Linked DNA regions of Homo sapiens: region 1 is linked to region 2. Evidence: read pairs that join two places in POLR2A ChIA-PET (ENCODE). Cell type or tissue: OCI-LY7. All regions are shown on one strand. Links, peaks and the distances in the headings refer to the core of each region. The heading gives the core; the rest is flanking DNA.

What was found. Peaks named below come from ENCODE experiments on the same cell type or tissue, not always from the same donor. Only the 100,000 strongest peaks of a DNase experiment are listed, where the experiment ranks them.
Region 1: POLR2A ChIA-PET joins it to region 2 with 6 read pairs; 1 of 35 experiments calls an interaction of 5 or more read pairs at or near these places.

What each region holds. Positions count from the first base shown.
Region 1 is chr3:130,924,293-130,927,206 of GRCh38, forward strand. All of the region lies in intron 2 of ATP2C1 (ATPase secretory pathway Ca2+ transporting 1), which reads left to right. Among named protein-coding and RNA genes, the nearest start is that of ATP2C1, 32 kb to the left of the region's middle. In OCI-LY7, for the core only: no CTCF peak of the experiment used is centred there; a DNase peak (open chromatin) is centred at 1,549; H3K4me3 peaks cover 582 bases.
Region 2 is chr3:130,528,742-130,531,655 of GRCh38, forward strand. The region is part of intron 1 of COL6A6 (collagen type VI alpha 6 chain); the gene reads left to right. Among named protein-coding and RNA genes, the nearest start is that of COL6A6, 13 kb to the left of the region's middle. In OCI-LY7, for the core only: CTCF peaks have their summits at 1,151 (motif pointing right) and 1,353; a DNase peak (open chromatin) is centred at 1,250; H3K4me3 peaks cover 403 bases.

The sequences.
Region 1 (2,914 bases), core at 293-2,792, 400 kb after region 2:
GTTTGTCTGATAAAGACTTTATCTCTCCTTCATTTATGAAGCTTAGTTTTGCTGGATACAAAATTCTTGGCTGATAATTGTTTTGTTGAAGGAGGCTAAATATAGGACCCCAGTCCCTTCTAGCTTGTAGGGTTTCTGCTGAAAGATACACTGTTAATCTGATAGGTTTTTCTTTATAGGTTACCTGATACTTTTGCCCCACAGCTCTTAAGATTCTTTCCTTCATCTTGACTTTAGGTAATGATGACTATGTGCCTGGGCCATCTTTTTATGATGAATTTCCCAGGTATTTTTGAGCCTCTTGAGATTTGGATGTCTAGATCTCTAGCAAGACCGGGGAAGTTTTCCTTGATTATTTCCTGAAATATGTTTTCCAAACTTTCAAATTTCTTTTCTTCCTCAGGAACACGAATTATTTTTAGCTTTGGATGTTTAACGTAGACCCAGCCTTCACGGATGCTTTGTTTATTTTTTTTAAAATAATTTTTCTTTATCTTGGCAGATTGGGTTAATTCGAAAGCATTGTCTTCTGTCTCTGAAGTTCTTTCTTCTGCTTGTTCGATTCTATTGCTGAGACTTCCCAGTGCGTTTGGCATTTCTCTAAGTGTGTCCTTGATTTCCAGAAGTTGTGGTTGTTTTTTATTTATGCTATATATTTCACTGAAGAATTTTCCTTTTATATCCTGTATCATGTTTTTGATTTCTTTAAGTTGGACTTCAGCTTTCTCTGGTGCCTCCTTTGATTAGCTTAATAATTGACCTTCTAAATTCTTTTTCTGGCAATTCAGAGAGTTCGTCTTTGTTCGGATCCATTGCTGATGAGCTGGTACGATCTTTTGGTGGTGTTAAAGAACCTTGTTTTGTCATATTACCAGAATTGTTTTTCTGGTTCCTTCTCATTTGGGTAGACTATGTCAGAGGGAAGATCTGGGATTCAAGGGCTGCTTTTCAGATTCTTTTGTCCCATGGGGTTCTCCCTTGATGTGGTGTTCTCCCCTTTCCCCTAGGAATGGGGCTTCCTGAGTGCCAAACTGTAGTGATTGTTTTTGCTCTTCTGGGTCTAGCCACCCAGTCGAGCTACCAGGTGCCAGGCTAGTACTGGCGAGTGTCTGTAAAGAGTCCTATGATGTGATCCGTTTTCAGGTCTTGCAGCTGTGGATACTAGTACCTGCTCTGGTGGAGGTAGCTGGGGAGTGAAGTAGACTCTGTGAGGGTCCTTGGTTGTGTTTTTGTTTAGTGTGCTGGTTTTGTGTTGGTTGTCCTCCAGCTGGGAGTTGGCACTTTCAAGAGCATATCAGCTGTGGTGCTACAGGGAGGATGCACATTTGCCCTAGAGACACTTGGTCAAGTATTCAGGTTTCTCAGGCAGTGAGCAGGCCCATAGAGCTCCCAAGAGATTATGACCTTTGTCTTTGGCTACCAGGATGGCTAGAGAAAGACTACGAGGTGGGGGCAGGAATAGGGGTGTCTCAGCCTCTCCTTGGGTGAGCTTGCTGCAGCTGCTGTTGCGGGGGGTGGGGTGAGGGTGTGGTTCCCAGTCCAGTGGAGTTATAGTCCCAGGGGGATTGTGGCTGCCTCTGCTGAGTCATACAGGCCACCAGGGAAGTGGGGGAAAGCTGGCAGTCACAGACCTTACCTTGCTTCCATGCAACCTGTGGTCTTAAAGGCTGGTCTCACTTCCATCATGCCTCCCCAACATCACCAAGTCTTTTTCCAGGTAGCCGGTTACCAGGGTGGATACTTTGCCCCAGACCACAAGCCTCCCCCTTGAGAAAGCAAATGGACTCATAGTTTTTAGGCCTCCCAGAGAACCTGCAGTGGTGATCCAATTTCTTCAAAGGGTCTGTGGATTCTCTTGGCTTTCCTGGTTTGTTCCTGTGGTAGTTCTTGTATTGTAGCAAAAGTTCATGATGTGAGTCTCCACATGTTGCTCTGTCTGTCAGAATGGGAGATACAAGCTAGTCCTGCCTCCTATCCACCATCTTAATTTGAGCATCTAGATATAGTTTCGAATAATGTGTATCTACCTACAAAGTTCAGGCATGGAACGAGGCAAATAAAACAAACACAAAAACTGGATAGCAAAACTACTCCAATGAGGAGATAAAGGTTTTCAAAAAGTACTTGAACTGGAAAGCCTAGGTGATACTAAAACATTAAATAAAATAGTATATCCAAGACCCAGTATGTGTTAATATATGGGATAACCAGATCGTTTTAACTGCTCTGGCTAATCCTCATTTCTATAAATATGTAGACAAAACTAGCACTGCTGTATGGTAATAACTACCAGTATACTGCTTTGTCCTTTAAAATGTGTCTGCCATACTAGGCTCAAACTATTAAACCAAGTTTTTCTACTAAGGCTAGGAATGTCACATGTATGCAGGGATGAGAACCTTATCACACACACTCACGCTCACATACCAGGTCTCTCAGCCCTTGGGCGTCGCCTTCCAACTCCATGTGTATTTTATGCATGTGATCTTTATATGTGTTCTTTCGCTGTTTTCCTATCATGTGAAACACATTAAACATCTCAACACATTTGCGCCTGGTTTTGGTTGCCCAGTAGTATTCTTGTGTGCAATGAAACCAGTGAGCAAGTACACATAGTAGGAATTATACCATCTTGGTAGAAAACAGCTATATAAACACGGATGTACATATTTCACTGGAAATCTCAAGGACCCACCTCTTCAGTCTGTAGCAGAAGTCTGCTTGCCACATCAGATCCTTTTACCCTTCACCTCTATTCTTGGACCCCAAAGCAGGGCCAGTGCTTTTAGTTTTGTATCTGGTGTCCTCAAAATGAATATGGAAAGTTCATAAACACTATATAAGTACTATGTGAATCTGGTTGAAAACAGGTAAAACAACAAACCTACATATACTAACTGGTAGTTAAATTTAT
Region 2 (2,914 bases), core at 293-2,792:
ATCAATAAAATCAGGATCACTGGGGATGGGACTGAGGCACTGATAGACTTAAAAAGCTCCCCAGGTAAGCCGGGAGCAGTGGCTCACGCCTGTAATCCCAGCACTTTGGGAGGCCGTAGGCAGGTGGATCACAAGGTCGGAAGATCGAAACCATCCTGGCTGACACGTTGCATAACCCTCTCTCTCCTAAAACTATAAAAAATTAGCCAGGTGTGGTGGACACCTGTAGTCCCAGCAACTTGGGAGGCTGAGGCACGAGAATGGCGTGAACCCGGGAGCTGGAGCTTGCAGTGAGCTGAGATCATGCCGCCACTGCACTCCAGCCTGGGCAACATCCCCAGGTGATGCCAAGGTGCAGCCTGGGCTGAGAGCCACTCTGGGCCTCAATCTCATTTGATAGCCCCTTATTCTCTTTGCCCTAGGAGATAGGCAAGGCAAAATGACTCCATCTTTTCTTAATTCTGAGAGATCATCAGTTGACCAATAGCTTTCAATGAAGGGGGGAAAAACACAGCAGGAAATGTACAAAAACACAGCAGGAAATGTAAAAAAAAAAAAAAAAAAAGCAGGAAGTGTACAAATCTCTAGTAACACACATCCTGATTTCATGCATGTTAAAATCAGGGTGGAGTGGAAATGTTCACTCTGAATTCAGGAAATATGGTATTTTCATCCCTAGTATACAGATGAGGAAAATGGAGCACAGAAAATGTATTGTGCAGATTGTATGATGATATGCCAGGGAGACACAGGCAACCTATTGTGACTTAGCTTGCTGAACTGCTTAAGCTCTTCTGTCCCCTCTGGGCCTTTCCAGATACATGCTGATCTCCCTGCCTTGGACATGCTGCCTCACCTCATTACAATCACCTGTTTAATTTCTGCTTCTCCTTCAAGTCTTCTCCTCAGCTTAGTCATCTGCTTTTTCTGAGGTATCTTTCCTGGTCCACACCCAGAGAAGGGGCCCCTGCTGGGAGCACCTGTAGTCCTTAGTGAGGTTCTCTATTAAAGCCAGATCTCTTTCTGTTGACATAAATTTAACCTCCTGGCCCTGGAAAAGTTCATGAGGGAAAGGACCATGACTGCCTTGTTATTTTATCTCCAACACCTGGTATATGGCAGGGGCTCAGTGAATTTTTGAGGATTGCACGAACTCAGTCCCCCTCCTCAGCAGAGGGCAGCACAGTGGTTTAGAGGAGTGGTTCTCAAAGTGTTGTCCTCAGCCCTTCCGTATTAGCATCACCTGGAACATTGTTTGATATGCAAATCCTGAGGCTCACCATGACCTACTGATTCAGAGTCTCTGGGGCTGTGGCCCAGCTGTCAGTGTTTCAGTCTAGCCCTCCTGGCGATTCTGAGGCTTGTTCCAGTGTGAGGATCACAGGTTAGGGTATGGACTCTGAAGCCAGACTGCCTGGCTTCGAAACCCTGGCTCTGTTGCTTAAAAACCGTTTGGCTCTGGAAAATTTACATCACCTTTCTGTACCTCAGCATTCTCATCTATCAAATGGAGTTGATAAAAATACCGTCTGAAGCTTGTTCCAGTGTGAGGACCATGGATTAGGGTATGGACTCTGAAGCCGGACTGCCTGGCCTCAAAACCCTTGCTCTGTTGCTTAAAAACCGTTTGGCTCTGGAAAATTTACATCGCCTTTCTGTACCTCAGCATTCTCATCTATCAAATGGAGTTGATAAAAATACTAGTAGCTACCTGAATTGGATTAAATGAGATAACCTAGAGCTGTTAACACAGCACTGCTCAAAGTAAGTGGTGAAAATATGTTAACTGTTAGTATTATTAACTGTGCAACTCTGGGAAAATTTATTCTCTGAGTTTTATTTCCTTTGTCTTTAAAACAAGGATTAAATTTGCCTCACAGGGTTTTGAAAGTTAAATGGTTGTAATATGTTAGGGTGCTTAACCTTTGGCTAGGCTGTGGGGCCCAGTTATTTAGTCAAACACCAGTCTCCGTGTTGCTGTGAAGGTGTTTTTTAGATATGATTAACATTTAAATCAGGAGATTTCAAGTGCAGTAGATTACCCTCAGTAATGCATGTGGGCCTCATTCAATCAGCTGAAGGCCTTAAGGAAAAAGACTGAGGTCCCCTGAGGGAGAAGAAATTCTGCTTTCAGACTTAAGATGGCAACATCAACTCCTGCTGGAATTTCCAACTTGTTGGCCTACTCCGCAAATTTGGGACTTGTCAACCCTCATAATTACGTGAACCAATTTCTTGAAGTCTCTCTTTCTCTCCTCTCCACCCCCCTCCTCTACACACACACACACACACACACAGACACACACACACACACACACAGTCTCTCTCTCTCTCTCTCTCTCTCTCTCTGCCACTCACACATTGCCTTTCTGTACCTATTGATTTTGTTTCGCTGGAGAACCCTAATTCAATGTGCTAAATATGTGTAGGTCCAGGCTTTTCAACCTATATAGTTTCTCAACTATTGACCTTCGGGCTGCACAATTCTTTATTTTGGGGAACTCTTCTGTGCACTGCAGGATGTTTAGCAGCATCTAACATCCTATTAGCAGCATACTAACAACAGTAGTGGGTTGACCTCTACCCACTAGATGTCAGTGGCACCCCACACCCCAGCAGAATCAAAAATATTTCCAGACATTGCCAAATGTCCACTGGGAATGGAAAATCTCCAGGTGAGAACAACTGGTATAAAAAGGAAAATGTATGAGCTCTTCCCCCTAGTTCACTCCCATTGAACCAGTGCTGCTCTGCTGCCCACATAGCCTACATTCTCTTCCCTTTCCCCATCAAAACACTGTCCACAAAGTCTGGCTCAAAATCACTACTATCAAAGGTGGCTCTAATAACCTGCCTCCCCCTTGAGCTTCTGCTCTCATGCCTGTCTTTTCACAGAGTTTTCTAATGTGCTTCT